4 separate regions of the Homo sapiens genome follow, and regions 1, 2 and 3 are each linked to region 4. A link is a loop called in an ENCODE intact Hi-C map of the cell type or tissue named here. Cell type or tissue: heart left ventricle. All regions are shown on one strand. Each heading gives the region's core, and the rest is flanking DNA. Links, peaks and the distances in the headings are about the cores only. Region 1 overlaps LINC02751 (long intergenic non-protein coding RNA 2751). Region 2 holds the start of MIR6073 (microRNA 6073). Region 3 has its middle 210 kb from the start of INSC. Region 4 has its middle 91 kb from the start of LINC02682.

The links. Peaks named below come from ENCODE experiments on the same cell type or tissue, not always from the same donor. Only the 100,000 strongest peaks of a DNase experiment are listed, where the experiment ranks them.
Region 1: a loop joins it to region 4, with 2.9 times the contacts of the local background. A loop is called at or near these places in 3 of 110 quality-filtered maps.
Region 2: a loop joins it to region 4, with 2.1 times the contacts of the local background. A loop is called at or near these places in 6 of 110 quality-filtered maps.
Region 3: it touches region 4 in a loop (4-fold over the local background); 8 of 110 quality-filtered maps call a loop at or near these places.

Annotation. Positions count from the first base shown.
Region 1 is chr11:15,669,534-15,675,006 of GRCh38, forward strand. The region is part of intron 4 of LINC02751 (long intergenic non-protein coding RNA 2751); the gene reads left to right. Among named protein-coding and RNA genes, the nearest start is that of LINC02751, 120 kb to the left of the region's middle. In heart left ventricle, for the core only: no CTCF peak of the experiment used is centred there; no DNase peak of the experiment used is centred there.
Region 2 is chr11:15,966,284-15,971,756 of GRCh38, forward strand. SOX6 (SRY-box transcription factor 6) reads right to left here. Exons shown (of 16, transcript NM_001367873.1): 16 at 166-5,473. It overlaps MIR6073 (microRNA 6073), which reads right to left and starts at 3,338; the gene lies at 3,250-3,338. In heart left ventricle, for the core only: no CTCF peak of the experiment used is centred there; a DNase peak (open chromatin) is centred at 3,264; H3K4me3 peaks cover 1,017 bases; H3K27ac peaks cover 3,642 bases.
Region 3 is chr11:15,324,955-15,330,427 of GRCh38, forward strand. No RefSeq gene overlaps it. Among named protein-coding and RNA genes, the nearest start is that of INSC, 210 kb to the left of the region's middle. In heart left ventricle, for the core only: a CTCF peak has its summit at 2,934; a DNase peak (open chromatin) is centred at 2,967.
Region 4 is chr11:15,817,080-15,822,552 of GRCh38, forward strand. No RefSeq gene overlaps it. Among named protein-coding and RNA genes, the nearest start is that of LINC02682, 91 kb to the right of the region's middle. In heart left ventricle, for the core only: CTCF peaks have their summits at 2,774 and 2,977; a DNase peak (open chromatin) is centred at 2,802; H3K27ac peaks cover 1,157 bases.

The DNA.
Region 1 (5,473 bases), core at 248-5,247, 150 kb before region 4:
TATATCCCAAGCACTGTATATAATTGAAAGCACTTAATTCTCAAAGACTCTAGGAGGCAAGTTCTACTTGTGCAAGTAAAGAATGTGGGACATAGCAGGGTTTAGTGACTTACCCAGGGTCACACAGCTAATAAATGGCAGAGCCAAGATTCTAGCCTGGGTTTTCTGTATGCAAAGTCTGTGCTCTTAGCCACTTTGTGCTATGCTAGGAAATGCTCCTTAGTGGTCCCTAAGGTGGGACCAATGGATGACTTTTAAGTCCCCATCTTAGATAGACACCTAAAATGGGAATGTATCACAAAGACTCTCAGAGAGATCTTGAGACACAGCTAGGGCACAGCATTTCCTGGCAATGGTCAGGAAGCTGGGTAGACCTGGCTTCTAGTCCTGGCAATCACCAAGTCACTGTATGGTGTTGAACCAGTCACTTCACTCTCAGAGCGTCTGCTGCCTCTTCCTCCATAAAAATAAGGGCTTTGACTAGTTCACCTCTGAAGGTTCTCATATATAATAGTCCAGAATCATGTGCATCTTATCTTTGATAAGATCACTATGCTGGAAGGATATAGAAATTCACTGACAGGTCCAGCCCAAGAGAGACAATGATACTGGCTTGGGAAGGTTTTGCTCCTTCAGGTGCTGCCCCTGGGAAGCCTCCCTCAATGTAGGCTCCTTATGGCAATATAAATAAAGTCCTCTGTCCCCTCTCATTCATTCTGAGAAATTAACCAGAAGTGCCCTCTTCTACTTGATCATTTAGGTAAGGAGTGAGAGTTAACAAATGGATCAGAGAGGGAAAGACTGAGACAGAATGGAAGAAAGAGAAAAAGTTTAAAAAAAATGTGAAGAAGATAAGAGGGTGAAAAAGGACAAAGTGAGCTTGGTGAACAAGGCTCTCTCCACTGTGAGTTCCCAATGAACAAGAAGGCACATCAAAGTTTGCAAATTGACTCAGTTGCCTTTTCCAGTGACTATGGCCGTTAGAGGCTTTTGACTTGTTCTGAGTCAACAGAGAGGAATGAAAAGGATGAGTTAAAAGACACAAACACACAGAGCAGAGATTGCAGATACAGAACAATAAATATCCTCTTCAAATTGCCGATTGGAGTATCTGTATTAGGCCATGTTTGTAGTCTCTGCGTGTCGAGTGATGGAGAGCCCAGATTGTGGGCAGGGAAGTCACACAACAATGGGGCTTGATGTTTTGTTTCCACTTTTCAAAGGCGCTCCTTTTTTTCCTCCCAGTGATAAGGCCCAGGAAATGGTTAGTGACATGCTCGTGGGAACCTATGGAAAAGAATACACACCATATCAATGGAGCAGCCGCCGGCCCAGGAGCAGAGAGGGTGGGTGGGGGAGCCGCAGGCTCCCGGCGTGGGCTGTGGTGGTGAGATAGCATTGAGAGGCCGCCTGAAGCTGTGTGCCCCCAGTCTGGGGACCGAGCCTCTTTATCCAGCCAGAATGGGTGGAAGGCCAGACAATGTAGTGCTATATTTGGTTTCACAACAAAGGGCCCTAGAAAGATTTGATAGTGCAGGGATGGTCGGGAAGGCAGCGCAGGATGCAGCACAATACAAGCTTTGCAAAGGTATTTAGCCAGGCCCTTTATGCCAGGGACATGGCAAGGTATGGATGTCGTCATGATTTCTAATGGCTTTTGTCTGAGCCAGGGTTCTATTTGCTAGGGAGGTCCCTAGGCAGGGCTGAGAGCAGTGCCAGGGTGCTCCTGGTGCCACTACACTTCAGGGCCACCTGAAGTCACACTCCATGACTGTCAATCCACTCCTTCCACTGAGCCCAGGCTTCAGCAGGCCCAGAGAGCCCCAGGTCAAGGGGAAGGTGTGCAGGAAGAACTGGAGCAGGACCTTTTCAGGGAGTAAGCAATCACAGGAGGTGTCCTAACCAGAAAGAAGCAGCTCCAGTTCCATTTGGGGCCAGGCATCCCAGCAGGAAGTCATCAGGATGAGGGATGAGGGTGCAGCTTCAGAAGGGTAGAATAGAGAGCATTGAATGGCATTGGGTACCAAGCCTGGTGTTTCTGGGAATTTCAGCCAGAAGGAAGGCAACAGGCATGAAAGAAGTCCAGGCCTTCTGTGATAAGGCTGGCAAGAGTCTAAGAAAACTAGCCCCATGATGTGGTGGGGTATATACAGGACTTCTGTCCTAGGTCCTGGGACCTTCTGGGGAGGAGGCAAAGTGAGGAGAGCAACCCCAGAAATGTAGGGGAGTAGAGCCATTGAGTCACTGGGTAGCCTGGCTGTACCAGAGAAGTGTTCTGGACAAGGGGTGTGGGAAAGGCGGCTACCACTCAGTAACAATCCTCACACATTTAGGGCTTCATTCCAGGGGGAGGAGCATCAGTGACTATTTTCAACTTTTTACTGGTTTTTAAAATGTAAAAACCCTTGTTGGGCTGCCCCCGTACTGGTTCCAGGAAAGGAACATGGCAACAGGCAGGCTAGGGCTGGGACAGGATGAGAGATATTCTGGCAGGTGACCTCAGCAGTCATGGACCCATCAGACCAATCCTCCTGCTGAAGCTAGAGAAGTCCAGAACAATGCAACCTCAATTGGTGGAGTTATCTCTGGTATGGGGACACTTTTTTCTTATTGACTTCTTTGCGCATCAGGATTAACTTTGTGGACCAATTCTGGTACAGGGGATCTCTCTGAGAAGGCCTGTCAAACTGTTCTCTCTGTTGCCCCCTTATTCTCATCACTGGTGCCATGGAATCCTCCAGAAGTGTTCCCTGGGTATTGTCTTTACTTTTTCAGCTTTTATCAGTTCCATCCATCTATCTATGCACCCATACAACAGAGCTCTCCTTTACTCCTAGATGCCAAGTTTACCCCAGGTATTAGAAATAGAGTATTGAGCTCCTGCAGCCTCCTTGGAAGTTCTTGGACTGGTAAGGAAGATACTTGTCTAAACACATAACTACTACTACAAATTCAGAAAAGCAGTTGTCCAAGCAGTAGCTCCAAGGAGAGAATATCAAATTCTATCCAAGAAAGCTCAAAAGTCTTCATGAAGAAAGTGAAGTTTAGTAAAGACATGAACACATGAAATGTATCTCTCATAATACAGGCCTGGGCTATATAATGGGCTGAATTGTGTCCCCCTCTCAAATTCCTATGTTGAAGTCCCCAGACTTGGGGACACTGTCTTTAAGAGATAATTAAGTTAAAATGAGGTCATTAGGCTTGGTCCTAATCCAATCTGACAGATGTTTTTATAAGAAGAGGAAATTTAAACACAGACAGGCACAGAAGATGCTGTGGAGTCACAGGGAGAAGACCCCATCTTCAAATCAAGGAGAGAGGCCTGGAGCAGACACTTTCCTCAGGGCCCTCGGTATAAACCAATCCTACTGTCACCTTAGTCTCAACCTTCCAGCCTCAAGAACTGTGAGAAAATACATTTCTGTTGTGTAAGCCATCGACTCTGGGGTGCTTTGCTAGGCATCACTCCAACCCCAAACACTGTGACATTCTTTGCGGGGGAAGGACCCCTTCTTGAGTATCTGGCACAGTGTTTGACACATAAAAGGTGCTTAATCAAGGCTAAACTGAATGAAACAGCAGGTCATATTTAAATCCAACTCTATCAGCCTCAAGTAGAACATGCACATCAGAGAACAGCCCCTGTTCCTAAATGTTGCCACATCTTTTATCTCAGCTTATGTTATCTATATATTTTCAGCAAGTCACTCAGTAATTTACGACATATATATTGAGAACTATGTATTAGGCACTGGAAATCATAGTGGGAGGAAAGGCCCTTTGGATTAAGAAATTCCTCCTTAGCTACTCCAATGCAAGAAAGGCCTATCACCAGGGTCACATCTGTCTGTATTGGGGCCCAGGCTCCAGGACAAGTTTGGCACATGCTGGCCTGACATCCATGGCTCAGCCTCTCCTTAGTACAGGCTCACTGTAGGGCTGAGATAGGCACAGGAGTCTGATGCCTAAGGTGCCAAATAAAGGGCCCAGCTGAAGAGGCACTTAAGATGTGGAGTGACTAAACTCTGTGAATTCCCTCCTGCTGACCCTGAGAGGATTCCTGGCTCTCCACATGGCTGACAGGGACAGACATGCAGATTGCCAGGATACTGTCAGGAGTTTCAGCTTCTAATTGGCAGGCATCCAGATACTGGGACAGCCTAGTGATAGGAAGAATGTAGAGCAGTTGTGGGTGTTAATGAGGGCTGGGGAATCAGCCAAGAAGCAACATGGTGGCATCTGCCACAATATTTCCTATACCCATAGCTTTGGAGACAAGCACTGTGAGTCAAATCCACATATTCTCACAGGCATATGTGTGTAGACACCAGCATATGTACTCTCATATGCTGCTGGTGGTATTCACATAGATCACCATGTAAAATATGCATGTTGACGTGATACCTGCACATGTCACACTGGGCAAGAGTCATGGATCTGATGCACATACAAAGCCATGCATGCTCATGGGCACACACATGCACTTACATTTCTAAGTATGCACTGACACATAAAAAATTAAGTCCAATATGGGTGGTGAAAGTTATATAAGCACATGAAATGTATCTCTCACTGAAGAGGGTTTGTATCTTCTTCAACGCTTCAGAAAGTCTTCCGGGGACCAAAAGCCATCATAAGTGTTTCCACCATTTGGATTAGAGCTTCCTTGTCTTCCCTGCACATCTCTGATAAAAAATAGATGGAAACTGTCCTCAATTCCTTTGGAAGCTGTAAAGTGCCTACCAACATGTGGGATTAGCACCATTATTTATGAGTTTTAGAAACAGAAAGACAATGTGATGCAAGTAAAAGAGCAAAGAACTAGGGATTAGAAGATTTAGATTCTCATCCCAATTTTGCCTCTCTCTTGCTAAAGTATTGGTCTGGATCCAGGATGACAACTTTCTTCTCAGCTTCATCTCTGACAGTTCTGTTGAGGAGTGTTCGGAGGCTATGAATAGGCTCAAAAGGGAAGAGTGCCATGTTTGGCTAATAGTGTCTGACTTAAGCCCAGAATAAGGATGTTTCTGACCCTTCTGTTTCCAATAATCTCTAAGTGTGTATCATTATCCAGAAACTAGAGGAATAGTGCTCAGTCTTCATCAAGTTACTTTTCTATAGTCCAGTTAACTTATTAGTCAAGACAGGGACCACACATGCACCTGTTTCTCCTCCTCATCCTATCCTTTCAGCTCTTATTTAGCCATAAAATACCTTGGGGTCATTGATAATATTTTTTGGTGTTGTGACCCTCATGATTCCCATTAAGACTTTACTTATAGGGCTGAGTTCATCATCTTTATCTCAAATGGAAAGATGCCTTCAAGGACTCCCCAGAGCTGTGTATTAAGGCTCCAGCCTGTGGTTACCCAAAGAGGTTGAAAGCTGCCTGGTATGCCTTTTGCACAGTGTGGCTCCCACTGCAACTCTGTGAAGCAGCAGATGTGCAGTGGTTATGATTCAGACTGAT
Region 2 (5,473 bases), core at 307-5,306, 150 kb after region 4:
GGGTTCCATGTCTTTCAGAGACCTACCCTTGGGCCAGGCAGAAGCAATGGCAGAGGGCAGGAGAGCTCTGCAGGCTCCAGCAGCAAGAGGGTGGCACATTCAGGGCTGGCTGGGGCCCCATGGTGGGGACAGTTTGCAGGGCACAGACAAGGCCATACACAGAGGTCATAAAACAAAATTTATCTTTAATTTGTAAGTGTCAACAGCAGTACAAAAGATGGAGTGATGACAACTAGATTAGGGTAGAGAGGACAGTCTTGAGGTAAATGAGCATAAATAGGCAGTTCTTATAGACACTCCCCTAAGGGGCCTGAGCCCCATCACGGCATATACATTATCACCCAAAGATGGCATGTTGAACATATCAGGAAAGCACCTTGTGCAAAAAGGAAAAAAAAAAAGTAGCTAAGGTGCCAACATACACCAGGATAGATAAAGACAGTGTGTCTTTCAATTTTGTCTTTTCCCTTAATTATGAGGCAGAGGAGGGGAAGACTTTGAAAAGTACCACTGAAAGATTATTCAATGTTGAGCTTTATCTCACGTCAATACTGCACAACAAAATCCAAGAAGTTTGTGTATGCAACAAAGCTAAGAACAATGATTCATTCCTGTAAATTTGAAGAGATTTTTTTTATTTTTCCCATTTCTTTAATCCTTAGCAAACTTTTTATTATTATTATTATCAAGAGGAGAGTGTGAGAAAGATGTGATGGCAACCCTTAAGGTCATTTAAAAACTTTACACTGGACTGTACAAGATTTTTTTTTGATAAACTATTTACATTTTCAGACTTTCAAACATATTCAAAGCAGCAATAGACACTAGTTTTTATGTTTTTTTCTTTTTTTCTAATTGCCCAAATAGTTACCAGCCATGGGCCAAGTAGGTACCTGCATTATACATAGAATTTCTACAAAGAAAATCTGCAGTTAAAATTTGCTCCAGGATGTATTAAATGCCCTTAGCAATTCAAGGGCCACACCCAGTGTTGCTATAGGAACCAAAGCACAGTACCTTGACAACAGAGTTGCAGTTGTCCCAACAGCCCTACACAAACTTTACACTTTGAAACAGCAGCCAGCATGTCAGTCCAGCATGTCAGTGAATTGTGCTGATTAAATTAACATAGAATACAATTTCACAATATACATCACAAACAAATTACAACGTCGGGGGAAATAAAAGAGTTACAGTAAGATAAGTTATGTAGTAACAGCTTATAAGCTTGTCTAAGGTAATAAAAATTTTACATGGCAAATACAATAATGAATGAACATAAATGCTAAGCATTCTAATTTGCTACAAGCTGGAGGAGGGTACAATAAAGACTGCACTTTCAAAAAAGCAAAAACACATATGACAAAGGAAGACAAAGGGAGAATGCACATGAGCAGACCTGCAATGTGCAGCATACAAAACAGTTAAATATTTGCACATTCCCCATACTCCAAGAGCACCAGCACTGAGGCCTCACTTTATGCTTGTGGTTCTTCAGGAATAAGAAACTACTGAGCAAGATATGTCACTGAGTTTTCTTCAAGCGTTCATATTGCCATGGACACTGATTAGAAGAGTTATCTGCATTAAGCATTACCTTTCTGCCCCCACCCCGCCCACCCTTACCTCTGCCCCAAAGGTACCAGCATTCCAAATATTTGTTCATGAGCTTTTGGAAAGCAATCTGTCCCCAAAGGGAAAGATAGAATGGGGATGAAAAGGAAATGTGTTTGCATATCAATATTTTCAATGATATTAGTACAGGGGCACGCTCAATAGGATATGGCATCAGAAACAGAACATCATTGGCAGGAATAACAGACAGAAGTTGTTTATTAGGGAAGAAAACATGTCAGGGAGCAGATGACTTAAGGAAATGATGCAAGTGCTTTTGTGAAAGGACAAATGAGGTCATACAATATTATTATACTTTGAGAAGTGAGCTTAAGTGCCAACTCAATTCTTAGACAAACGTGTACAAAATCAGGCAGGGCTACAGCAACCATTTTTGTCATTTTCTCATTAAAAAGGAAGACCCAGTAGTAATTTCAATACATTCCTCTAGCTGCATTTCTTTGCAGTTGTTGGCACTTGGTACAGGACTTCTCATATGATTTAAAATTACTAAGTGATTCTTTTTCCTCTCCCTAATGAGTTGGTAGAGGTCAATTCTTTGCAAAATGAGTAAATTGAGAGAAGCAGCCTCAGCTGTGCTGTTCAAGTGACCAGGCTGCCTTCCTACTGAGGGTAAATGGGCTTTCCTGAAACAATCCCTGCTTTCTGCTAGTGCTTGTGCTCCTGGCTCAGGAGGGTGTACTCCGAAGAAGCAGCCTGGCTTCAGAAGGAAAAGAAAGCAGCCTTTAATTTCAGCCCTAGAGTGATCACGCCCTTTTCAAACACCCTCAGGCTCCCGTGGGGCTAATGTTCAGGGGAGGCCAGAATTCGACAAGCTCAATAGCACTGTGAGCCCACACCTGAATTTAGAACTTGGCCTGGGCTTTGGTGTCAGGACCCTGGCAAATCAAATCAGGCCTGAGGACAAGGCTGGAGAGTATCAAATACCTAATGAAGCAAACCGAGGTGCTTCTAAAAGGCTGAGCTGGGTACACATGAAAACAACAAAGCTTCCGTACCTTACTGGAAAAGACACTGCTTCATATCTGCCAATGAAATAGAAAAGTTGTCAGCCTAGCGGCTCGTATCCGCAAAGCGACCTTTTTTTTCTCTCTCCCTTCCTACTTTTTTCCTTTCTTCCTTCTTTTCTCCTTTTCCTTCCATTCCATATGGCTATTTTTTTTTTTTTTTTTTTTTGGGAGAGGATTGCCTGGCAGTGTCCCAATTCTAAGTGACAAGGAGAACCCTGACCCTGTAAGTTCTTTAACAAAATGGAGATAATTTTTATTTTTGATTTGAAGATACTATGAAATAGGGAGCACCGCAAAAACAAAGTTGCTTAACATTCTTGAATCTAAACTGACATGACGGGACGTTTATTAACGGCCGATCTCAGAGGTGGATTTTTGCCTTTGTAGTGGCATTCATGCTTCTTGCTATTAAATGGTCACAGAACTATCTTAGAAGATTTATGTAGACTCCCAAAGCAAACTGACTGTCTCCTAACTGTAGTGGAAATTTAGTATGTCCAATCATCAACTTTCTGTAAGAAAAAAGGGAAATGTCTGGATCTGTGGACAGTGGGTTCTGAACTGCATGAGAACCCTGGTGAAACGTTTTGCTGTCCCAGCTGCAGGCCAAACACTGCTCTCTCACTGTAGCTGATAACTCACTACCCCGAGAGGCACAGTGACTCATCAACTTTCAGTTTGGACCAACATCTATGGATAGAGAACAAAAAGGAAATACATAACTTATATCTCACTAAGTATTCATGAACCAAAAATAAATTCTATTTCTATGTTATATTTACACAATTAGAAAAATCTAAAATGAGATGGTAAAGTCATATAAACTTTGTTTAAGCCCCACTGAAAATAAAATGAATTGATCCCTATGATTGTCATTCTTAATTTCCATGGATATTTAGAGCCAAACTTGGCTAATAAATAAACTGCTTATACACAAAATTTAGATTCAAATACAGCATTACTGTTTGATCCAATGAAAAAGACGTTTACAATCAGATCATTCCTGAATAGCCTTTCATTTTTAAGAACATGGCTAAAAGTAAATGAACCCCAGTACTGAGGCAGAGCTGGAGCTAAAACAAAGTGTTCATACACACATGTATTTTGCATAAATAAATGAAATAACAAGACATAAAAATGACTCAAATCCGGCAACTGTGAGGCAAGCCCACACGAGTCGAAACAGATGACTTTTGTTCATGTAGTTTTCGTACAACAGTTTCACATTAGTCAGAAGTGATAAAAAATACCATTTATATCCAGTGCTTATAACACTTACGAAACAACATCTGTGAGTGTGTGTGTTTTTTGTTTTTTTTTACTTACTATGAGCAAAATCAAGTTTCAGTCCTAAAGAACAGTCCTTTGTTCTCCACCAGCCCAGAATATTATTTTGGCATGGTCATAAAAACAAACAAAATTAACCTACTATGCTAAATGTTTGCTTTTGTGCAAAATTAATTACATACAATACAATGCTAGCCATACAACACTCTACCAATGCAACAAAATAAGAAAGAAGTGAGAGAGAGCAAAAGCAAAAGCCAAAGAGAAAGAAAAAAAACAAGAGTGAACTGAGGAGGAGAGGTATATAATCAAAGAAATCAGTAAGACAATAATAAATACTCATTTTTTGAGAGAAAAAATGACCTCCTCCTCATTTGAAATAAATGTACAAAAACAAATTTCTAATCCCCAACCAACATGAATAACAAAGAGTTCCTATCAGTACCTTAATCAGCTTATAGAGAGCACTCCCAGCTAACAGAATAGCTTGTAATTTCTTGGCTAGACCTGTTTATTGCTATTAGGCCTTGAGCACTCTTAAATAAATACAAAGGTACACTATTTTCTTCCAAGTGACAAAATGGCTCAAGAAATCTGATGGGGCCATTCCTATGTCCTGGTGATCAGATTCTGGGTTGTCCCATGAGGTGAACTATCCCATTCACTGACATTCTCCCACTAAACCTCTCTGGGGGAAGCCCCCCGATAGACAACCTGTCCTAGTTTCAGGAAGGCCAAAATGACATGGCAGAGCTCCCTGTAGTTAGGAGATGGGGAATAAAACCTCACTGCTTCCCACCCCAGTAGCATGTCTTCAAAGAAATCCTTGTGTGATAAGTGCAGTTCATTTTGTTCACACGTAGGCAGGTCCCCATGTGGCTACAGATAGAGTCAGCCAGAGGAACTCATCTGCTGCCCCCGGAGCTATCTGTTCCCCAGAGTTAACAGTAGGAACATCCCATATAGGGAATGTATTCCCCTCCTTCTCCTCCCTTACAGTTTTCTTTCATTCTCTAGATGTATCATGACTATTTGCCACCATCTTTGCTCTGAGGCTGTCATGTGGCTTTTTGCATCCTGGGGATTTTGCAATGAACTCCCTAGATGTGCCAGCTGGGACAAGGCAACTCAGTGTAAAGGTGCCAGCCCATGACAGCTTCACTGAGATTCCTGCATGGCCCACGAGCCTTGGGCTTCAGGTTTGGCCGCAGGACTCTCCTGCCTGGCAGTCACCACTGTTGAACCTTGCTGCTGAATGGAATTCAGGGGGAAATGCCACTGATGCAGACCCTACCACTTGTGAACTGAATTAGGGGAAAATTCTGGCAAAAGACTTGAGGTCACAGTGAACCTCAGGGGCATACCTGTTTAAGTGTAAGACTATATACCTATATCCCAATACACAGCCCTGCAGCCAGATACATACTCATGATTAAAAACAATAATAGGTTTTTAATAATATCTTGGTTTCAGAAATGCTTCCAGGCGTTCTGGGGACATAAAATCACTATGTACACAGGAGAAGGAGGTGAAAAGGACGG
Region 3 (5,473 bases), core at 226-5,225, 490 kb before region 4:
TTGCTTGGGCCACCCTTGGGATGTCTGATGGAATCGCAGATTCTCAGTGCTGGAGTGGGCATTACCAGTCATGGGATTTGACCTCACTCCCATTGAGGAGATTCCCTTTACAATAACCCATGTCCTCAGATTTGTCCTCAGGGTTGGTCTACAGCCACTGCTTAGATACACTGCCTGCTGAGGCTGACTGTTTTATTGCTGTACACCTCTAATCATGAAAAAGATCTTTATGTTGATTCAAAATTTGACTTGTTGGGTCTTCCACCCAGGAGAGCTAGTTCTTTTCCTTGAGCCCTCATTCTTCCTTAAGAGATCTACTTTGGCTTACACATTGCTTTTAGCTTTGCAATCCCTTCCTGTCCCTGCCCTAAAAGCTGTGGCTCTTTGGAAACACTGTATCCAGCTCCCATGGGGCTCCTGTTTATAATGGTCTAGGAAGTAACTTAAGTGGTTTTAGAATGAAATATAGCTGAACTGTTAGGGGCAATTTAAGCATATGGAACAGAAAGAAGAACATCTACTCAACAAATGCCAAATAAGCACTAACTTTGTGTGTCAGATCTGTGGCCAAGAGTCTGTTAGAAGATATGGACACACAATGATAAACTACAATGTCCAGGATAAAGGTCTTGAAAGGCCATTTCTAGAAGGAGCAGAATGAGGTGTGCCATGCTTACCAAAGCCTGAAGGACTACCTGCTCTGAGCATTGCAATTTCATCATGAAAACTGGGGAAGACTTCATGGAGGTGACATTTGAATTGGACTTTGATGAAAGGTTAGGACTTTAACAGACTCTAGTACTAGGAAGAAAAGAATCTGAAGATAGGGGAATGGCACAAAAATGTCCTAGAGATGAGGGCATGTATGCTTTATTCAGGGCATGGCAACTTATCAGGTGTTCCTAAGAGTTTAGAGTGTGTATGTTTATGTGTTTGTGTGGTTAGTAGCATATGAGGTTGGGATGGCATGTAACAGGCCCACTTAGATAATATTGTATGACACCTGGTCTTGACTTGTCCATTAGATGATAGAAATGTCTTCAAATGCTTTTGCACATGCAAGAGAATGATTCAGTTTTATTTTTAAAAACAGTCACTCTAATATCCTTGTGCAGGATAGGCCAAATTGTAGTGAAATTGGAGATAGGAAAATTAGGTAAGGTGGGAGTGCAGACATTAAGATAATTTACCCATCTATGCTTTTGCCCATTTTTTCATCCATTCTTTCATTCATCTGTCCATCCATCCCTCCAATCTTAAGCATTTACATGCAAATTTTTGTGGTAGAAATTAAGATTTTGAAGAAAGGAAAGATATTTTCTATCTTCAAGGGGGTTATGCTATAGTAGGGGTTGAATTGGGGAAGTGGAGAGGAGAAGGATAGAAAGATGTTTCGGGATTGAAGTAGACTCATCAGTGTCAAATTGCAAATGGATGGGAAAGAAGAAAAATGGAAAAAAATCCCTCACACTAGAGAGGGATACCTGAAATCCAAGCCCAGTTGTACTATTGGCTATACTATACTATACTATACTATACTATACTATACTATACTATACTATACTATACTACGCACTGGCTGTGTGACCATGGACAAGTCCCTATCCCTCTCTGGGCCTATTTTCCTCATCCACAAGGTTTGGACTAGGTGATTTCTTTCAGTGCTTGCCATTCCAGGATTCCATTCTTCTATCTCTTTGTCCATTAATTATTAAGAGAAAGAGTGATGGTTAGGAGCTGGCAAACATTGGGGTGTTTGGACATAGAAAGTGAGCACAGGGCAGTGTGAATCAGTGAGGAAACAGTTGGAGAGACAGATGACTAGGAACACAGGTTGGAATCAGGAAACAGGGGCTGTGAATGTCAGAATCATGAGCAGTAGTAAGAAACACAATTTTTACAGCTTCGTTCCATCACTTCATCTTCCAGCTTCTGACATGCTTCCCTGCTTCTGGCTCTAACCTGGCTGGAGTACCCCCAGAAACAACTGCTCAGAAGCCAGATAACCACAGTTTCTTCCCCTTCCATCTCAAGTGGGTCTAAGCCCTGGGCAGGCTTGAGGCAATCCCAGACTAGCAGGGTGTGGACCAGGGGACACTTGGGTAAGGACATGACTGCTCTTCTCCTCTGTGGGCTGAGAGCCTTATCACTCTGGACTAGAACTTGTTCACTTTTCTTGCCCTGGCCTCTCCTCAGGGCCTTTGTCCTACTTGGCAAAGAAAAGTCATAGAATCAGGGACCTAGGAGGACATGAGTGGTCACTGATTCTAGAAGACGGGGTGCTCCTTAAGGCAAGGGCCACACCTTGGTGCTTGCTGAATTCTCAGCCCCTAACAAGATACTGGTTCATAATAGGTGCTCAATCAAACCTCACTGAAGGAATAAATGATTGAATGATTGGCATCAATACATGCTCATTGAAGGAATGAATGAAAAATTGAATGATTGGAACTAATCATGTACAAATGACGAAGCTGAAGTCCAGGATGGCCAAGTGGCTACTGAAAAGAACACTGACTTTGGAGTCAGACAGAGCTGGGGTCATATCTTAGTGCCATTTCTTCTTGACTGTAGCTTTTTAAAATGAAGACAATATGTGCCCTGAAAAGAGCAGTTACGAAGATTAAAAAGATATTGCAGCTAAAGCGTCTAGAATGATGTGAGCACACAGTTTGCACCCAATATTTTTCAGCTCTAGCTCAAGGGTGTCCAGAGTATCAGTGGCAATTCTCTGACCTTTGGAAAGAACTAGGGGCATCATGTGAGGAACCCTTGTTTGAAAGGCTTTAAAGACCCTAGACAACCTAATCTGTGTAGGGCATCTTGGGATACAGCCTTCTTAGAGGGAGAAGGGGGATGGACCAAATGGCCTGGGACCCTTCCCAATCCGTTTTGGGTCTTGGAAACAAGGATGCACTTCTGATCCTGACCATGGGGTGGCACCAGCCCATCAGGTTAGGTAACTCACAGTGGCAGGCAAGGCCTCTTTGCTTCCCAGCAAGGGTGTTGGAAGAGGGTTGGGGTGGGGAATGAGCAGGAGTGGGGGTGGGGGAAGGAGCAGCCTAGAGAGTCCAGGTGTTTGTGCCTCTGTGTGCCAGTGTGTGTGTGCCTTTGTGCATGACTGGGTGGGGGTGGGCTGTAGAAGCATTATGAGGGTGTACGAGCATGTGTGTGAGTGTGTGTGTGTCTGCATGAGCACTAACGATTCAGAGAAAGGAGGCCTTTGTTTCACTCCTATTTATGTGCAGGGAAATCATTTGACGTAAATGAAATTGCTCTGCCCTAAGGATATTGTATATGGCTGTGGATGAAGTTAGGCTTGGGGACGTGGAATTTTCAAGATGTTAGAGGCACTAAAATTTGTTTAGTCAACCCCCCTCATTTTACTCATGGGATAAACCGAGGCTGGATGGGGGCTCTAACCAGGTATGCCATAGACCCTTGCTGGGCTGGGCCAGAGCTCTGGCTCCCTGACGCTGCCTACCAAGGTTTGAGTGTTTGAGCCTTGTGGCTTCCTCAGGACAAGGAGCTGGACCACCTGAATATGATGGGTGACCTCCAGGAAGCAAGCCCCGCAAGATGGGGCTGAGGACCCATTACTTAGTCTCACCTGCATTCAGTGGGCGCTTCTTGGCTTCTCCCTCTTGCACTTCACTCCTCACATCTTGATCCCAAAGCCAGCCCAGACAGGCCCTGTCATCCCCTAGGCAGAACCTCGAGGATAGCAGGCAGGTGACAGCCTGGGAGTAGAGTCCAGATCTCCTGTCTTCTACCCTGTGTTCTTTTCCTGCTGTCATTGCTTCCATCTTACCTTTGGGGAGGGGCTCTACCTGCCTCCTCAGTAACCAGGGGATCAGGCCTCAGGGGCACCAGGCCTCAACTCTGCCTTTTCAAGGAACTCAATGATGTCTCCATCCCTTTAATAAGGACCTTGAGCTATACCCAAGGCCTGATGATGGTCACAGAGATTTAGGCATGCAACTGGTATGCAGCTGGTAAAAATGATGGTGAGCCCCACCATTTGTTTGCGTTTACTCTGCTCTAAGGACTGGGCTGGGTTCTTTAGTTCTGGAGTCAGACTACCTGGGCTTGAAGTCTGCCTCCCTCACTGTCTAGCTCTGTGACCTACAGCCAAATTCCTAACCTCTCTGATTCCACATTTTAAAGTCAGAGATGTCATGTGTGCCTACCAGGGAGAGTTGTTGATAGGCTTAAATGAATTAACACACATAAAGTGCCTAACACTAATGTCTCAATACATGTTGTTACTGTTACACTTTAAATCTTACAACAACCCTGCCCCAAATGGGAGAGAGGATGCTCCCATATTATGAATGAGAAAACTGAGATCCAAGGAGTTGGTGTATTATATATGATTCAAAGTAACAGCTAGCAAATAGCGGGTATGATGCTAAAATCCAAGTCTCGATTCAGACCTTATGCCAGTCCTCTGAAATCCTTTATTGTCCCATTACCAAGTCCAGGAATGAAGGGTGGCCACCTTTATAAAATAAGTTCAATGAAAGCAAAATCAAATATTGTATATGTTTGCACATGTATATATAAATATGAAGGAGTAAGAAAGCATTTAAGAAAATAAAAAATGACTTTCTCCTGCACCTAGTGTTCTCATCAGGCCCCAGGTTTGTCTTGAATTCTAACAGGTTGGTACCAGGATGGTTTAGGAGACAGACATATCCCAGAAACCCTTCCTGGTCTGCCAGGAGTCCTGCACTCACAGCACCCTTCCCTCCCAAATTACCCATCCTTTTTTGATTCAAATCCATCCCACATGGATGGGTGTTCTGTACTGGGTAGCAGGATGGTGTACCCCAGACTCCCCAGCATAGTTCATAATCAGTGCCCCTTTATGAGCTCTATGCCAACGCATAATCTGTGTTATATAAAACATAGTTATGAGCCCTCATTACGGCTGGGAGGCCATAGTTAAAATAAAAGTTACCCAGTTGCAGATGTGCAATGTCAGGCCACTAATGAACCAGTCTGGCAACCTAGTGGGTCCTACCTGGTCCAAGGAAGGGCCTCTGCGCTGCTTCAACCCAGCCAGCATAAAGCCTTCAAGATAAGCACTGTTTGCTGGACCGCAGCTTTCTTGAAACTCCTCCCCATGATTCCTCCATCAGTGGAGGCTCCCTCCATCCCAGACTGGCAGTGAGCATCCAGGACATCTATAGCCATCCGTTCACCCAACCATCATCTTTGGGGCACCCATTCTGTGTGGCATTACAGAAGCCTCGATGAACAGTGTCAACTCTTGCTATGCCTTCATGGATCTTGCAGTCAACACCTTTAGGGGTTATAAGTGACAATTATGAATCAAATCACTGCCATTTTGGGATCTAGACTACCCATCTGATCCCGAATTGCGCAGAGCCAGCTAGGCAGGTGACCAAGTAGCTAACAACATGGCAGGTCAATTCTTGGGGAGCCTCGGATGAGGGAGGAAGGAACT
Region 4 (5,473 bases), core at 361-5,360:
TGGCATTCTTGTGGTCTGGATGGTCTTGAAAAATCAGAGAAAGACAGAGAGAATGGTGGCAAATGGGGGCCAGGCTGAGAGTCAGGCAAGGCCCTCAGGGAGGTTTATGCTTCAGTGTCGTCGAGATTGCTGGTTTGTTTTGAGACCTTCAGTCCCAGTAACCCTGAGATCAGCTGGAGTCTCTCTGCTCCCTTAGCGTCTAGACAAAAATGAGTCAAAATCTCATTTTACGTCTTGCATGAGTCTATGGCAAATTCTCAGGGGACTTAGGTACTTTAGGCATGTCCATACCAAAAATGACCTTTACCATTCCACCATTAGGGGTGTCCTCTGACCACTTTTTGTATCATTTTCTGCTTCCCATAGTCTTTTAGGCAGAGGAGGCTAAACATTATAACAAACAACCTCAAAATCCCAGTGGCAGTCCAGTTGGGTATTTAGAGGAAAGTCTTATGCAGTGTTCCAGGAATCCAGTCTCCTCTCTAGTGGTTCTATATTGGAGTTCACCTCTGAATCTTCTGCATCCAGCTGTGAGACAAGAAAACAAGCATGGAGAATTGGGTATGGAGAACCACACAGGATGTTTCAGGGGCCAACCCATAAAGTGGCACACATAATTTCTACCCAACTCTATTGGCCAGACTTGGTCACATGGCCCCATCCAACTGTAGAGGAAGCTGGGAAATGTAGCTATAAGTGGTCCCAAAAGGAAAATTATATTTGATGAGAACACAGCATTGTTTCTGCCATACCATCTTTTGGGATCCTCTGTCATGCTTCTCCCTCTTCCATCTTCTTCCCATCTCTACCTCTCAGGGTCTCATGTAGAAGAATTTAAACATTCTTGTGCTCTCATAATACTCTTCCTCACCAAACATCAACATGACCTCATGATGCTACTCAATACAGCAGCCACTGCTTCCAGAGTTGGGCTAAGAATTCAAATCTATTTACCTTCGAATCTAATTATCTATTCACAAAAGCGGAAAATGAAACCCTTAGATTTTATAAGTGGAAGAGCTTGAATTTGAATCGGTATCTTAAGTTCATCACTTTTTCTCCTACATCATAATGTCTCATCTCTTTAGTTAGAATGTAGGCTCAACATTAGAAGAAAGCTCCTGCTGTAGCCAACCCAACCAGCCCAGCACCTGGCACAGAGAAAGACATTTGTCAGGTGACAGGATGCTCAGTAACTGTTGAGTGGAGCAATATTCTCAACAGGACAACAGGAGGGGCGTTCTACTTTGGTGGCCATGAAATACCTCCCAAGGCAATACAACTTCATTTACCTTGGTTTAATTGAGGCCAGTTGGAAACAATAGGGCATCTTCTGATGCAATTAAAAACACTGCCCATAAACTGTGAAAGTTTTCTGGCATTCTGTAGACCAGAGCACTATTTTATAGCCAAGTTTCTGAACACATTTTTTTCAAAGATGTTATCGTGGAAAATGTGACAACAACAGAACTCCAGGGGCGTGAACATGCTGTTGTAATTACTCCTCCAGACACAATGAAATCAACCCAAGTTAATTATTTATCAAAACCAACCCACTCTCTGGAAACATCTTTGTTTTGGCAGAATATTTCCTTTCTCCGGAAAATAGGTCAATGGTTTTTTCCTCCCACGTTTCTTTATCATAGTATCTGACTTTCAGAATTAGCTATTTCAAGTACTGAGACATCCGCCAAGCACCCAGGTGGGCTGGCAAGAGTGCAACTACAGTCCTGGGGTTTCTGATTCCTGGATTCTTCCTGTTTCAGCGCTTCTCTTCAGTAAGGGTAACCCTGAAAAAGGAGAAGGAAACCAAGGATTATTTAAGTTTCTACTATATGTCAGGCCCTGTAAGAGGCATAACTATTATATTGTTTTGCTTACTCTCATGAGACAGTATATCCATTTTATAGATAACAGAATTAGGCCCATAGGGGTGAAATAATTTCGCATGCCATTCACATCTAACTCCGTGTACATAGTCTCCCATGTCTGAAAAGGAGAAGTATGAACTGTGTAAACAAAATTGGTATTGAACTAAGAATTGACTCTGATGATTTAAGTAAGCCTGTGGGGCCAGACTTGAGTAGTGGCCTTGGATATACCAAATGAGTTCCTCTACATCAGTTTGGCACCTTTGACATCATTGCTTTACTTTTGCCCTACAGACTTCCCTAGATTGCCCTGGTATATTCTTTACCTTTCTCCTTCCCATCTCTATTCCTGTCCAGATCCAGGGTAGCCTACTTGAATCAGATGCAACAAAACAAAGGGGAGGAAGGTAGAAAGAGAAGCAAGATGATTGAGGTACTGGGGAAGAAAAGAGGAAAAGAATTCTATTTTGAGACTTTCCAGACCTTTGAGATTTTGCAGTGAGCATCTTATGTTTCCACAGAAAGAGCACTGAACTAGGAGTAAGGAAATTTGGGTATGAAGCTATCTCTGCCACTCTTCACTGTCTTAACTTAGGAAAGTCTTCTACGTGGGCCTCAACTTTCCCATCTGGACATAACAGTATAAACTTTTCCACAACTCTTAGTGCAGGGTCTCTTGATATGTCTTTTATTTCTCCAAACTTCATTTCAAATAGTCTAGAGCTTCTAGCAACTAAACAGGTAACTCAACCAGCATCATACCCTCGAGCACTCCACTCTCTATTTTTCCAAGAATCTTGAAGATTTGTACAATCAAAAAGGAGCCTACGGGATCACTTCTGAGCAAGAGCGCTGCTGTCTGCTCTTCAGCTTCCGATCTTGCTGGCAAAGCTTTTCCCTGCCACACGGTGCCGCTGTAGAGCACTGGCCCACTTCCCTGCTGCTGGCAGGGCTGGTGCACGCAGAACAATGTTTGGCTTGTCTCAGTCTCTGGCACAGGCCAATATGATCCTCTGAGGGAGGGTGAACCCTGCTTGACTCCACACCCACAGGGTCACACTTGATCCAGGGGTTTGCTCCTTACTGAATCCTCAAACTCAGTCTTTGCAATCACACATAGACGTTTCCACCTTATTCCTGCCCAGCCCCAGAGATGTTGTGCCCATGAATGAACCATAATATTCAGATTAATAATCAAGTTTGTCTGGGCCTGATCTCAAAGCAAGACTAAGCATTGCTAATGATTCCTAGGTCCTCTTTCACAGATTCAGAACAGCTAAGATAAGGATGTGTGAAAATATGTGTATTTTCTATGTGTCATACATGATTCTGGTATGACATGTGTCAGATCCAAAATTGGAAAGTTAGTGTTTTAGAATATAAGAGGGCTACCCACCCTCAGAATTCATGTATAGGGGGTAATATCTTCCATGAGCCAATCATCTGTGCTCTAACCCACTCCAAGCCTAGCACTCATAGAAGCTTTCTTGTCACTCTCTTGTTAAAGCAGCGAGAGTCAAAACAAAATTGTATGCTTTAGTGGGTCACTTACCAATTTAGGATATGGAACTTCCATACAAAGTTTGACCTGGAAGGTCTCTCAGACAGACTTCCTACTATTAGAGTCATTTACTGAAAGGAGTGTGGGAGATCTTTCATGATGAGTGACTCTGAAGCAGAGAATTGTGATGAGAACTAACATGAGGAAGAACAAATTCATTTGTCGAGGATAACTTGACACTTAAACCAAAGGAAAATACACTTTTTTACATTTTTTACAATTTTTATAGGTTATAGCTAGTGTAGCAGAGTAAATAGTGCTCAGCACATATCCCAGGCACTCTTATATTTCTCAGGCTTTCTTGCAAGGCTTGCGCCATGTATCTAGTTTAGAACAAGTGACCCTGAGTGGGAGTGACAGGTGTCACTTCTGATTCAAGGCCATTAAACTCCTGTGTACCTTCTCTGTCTCTCTTCCTTTTCTGCAGAGCTCTTGGAGACCTTGCATTTCAGATTGTGCAGTTACAAGATAGTGTGATCTTTGTCAGCTTGGATCCCTGAGAGACTACGTGAAGTAAAACCCCCTCTGATGACTGATGTTGATATTGTAAAATAAACCTTCATGTTATTAAGCTATTAAGATTCCAGAGTTAATTTGTTACTGCAGCACACCTTAGTCTATTCTGACTAATATAGCTAAAGTGGTAGAAATATTACTAAACTTAATCAATCAATTTATTTAACTAATAGACTAAAAAACATTATGGAGTCAAAGGCTAAATATTTCTATTGAATCTTGAAAATTGTCAGTATGTGGCAGGTCCTATAAGTGATCTGTGGCCACCAGTTTTTCATTTCTTAGCATGAAGGAGTGAGGATGGGAACTACTATTTACTGATTTCTTTTTTGCCAGACACTGTATACAAATTACTACACTTAATCCTCCCAATATCTTATGAATTAGGTCTTATTACTAGTATATATATGAGAAAAGTGAGGTTTATTAATCACACATTGCTAGTAAATGGTAGAGCCAGGATTTGAAGACAGGAGCATCTAATGCCAAAGCTCTCTTTATTAATATTACATAACCTTTCCAACCATAGCCATAACTCTAGAAAAGTAGAACTTCATTAGGACTACTTCCTAATGACTAATGGGGTAGGGAATGGATTGCTCAAGTTCTCTTTATTTTTCTGCCTACAGTTTACAAAGGCATCCCCCAACAAGTTTCTGTACATCTGGTCTCTCCCTTTTAAATATCCCCTGACACAGGCTGCCTACAAGATAATTCTAAAACACATATACACAAATATAGACATGTTGCCTCTAGGCTGGAAAACCTCAGTTGGCTCCCCTTGCCTGCAAGGTCAAGTTCAAACTCCTTAGCTTGACAAATATAGCCTTTCTCATCATCCTTTTCCCTGCTGCTGCCCCGCTGAACTGGATTCTTCAGATATTCCAAAAGTGGGGGGGATCTCCAGGAACAGTCACCATGGTCATTCATCTTCATATTTTTGCTCAAGCTCTTCTCTCTGATATGAATATACTTCCTTCTCAAAACCTGTTATTTTTCTCCATATTTAACAAGATCCAGCTCAAATGACAATTTTTCTTTCAAACATTTACTAACAGAATCAATAACCACCGTCTCAATTTCCCCTACGCCATATATCCCCCACAAGATCCCTTGGGAATTTAACACATTATTTGGGCTTCTGTCTTCCCCTTGGCATTGGGGTTAATTAACTGTATGTAAGCTCTTGATTTGAATGCTGGTTCCACTTCTTGGAGACTGTGTGACCTCGGGCAAGTGACCTAACTAAGCTTCAGTTTCCTCATCTGTTAAAACTGGAATAAATAATAGTGCTGAGCTATAGGTTTGTTTCAGTTGATGAAATGCAATGGATAATACAATGCAAGTGCTCACTGTGGTGGTGGCATATAAGGAGGATTAAATAAATACATATATTTCATTTATTATTTTATTTATTCTTATATCCCCCATCCATAACACCATGCATGGCCCATAATTGGTCCCAAATAAACATTTATTAAATGAATAAATGATTGAATGAATAGTTGCATCCATTCAGGTGACT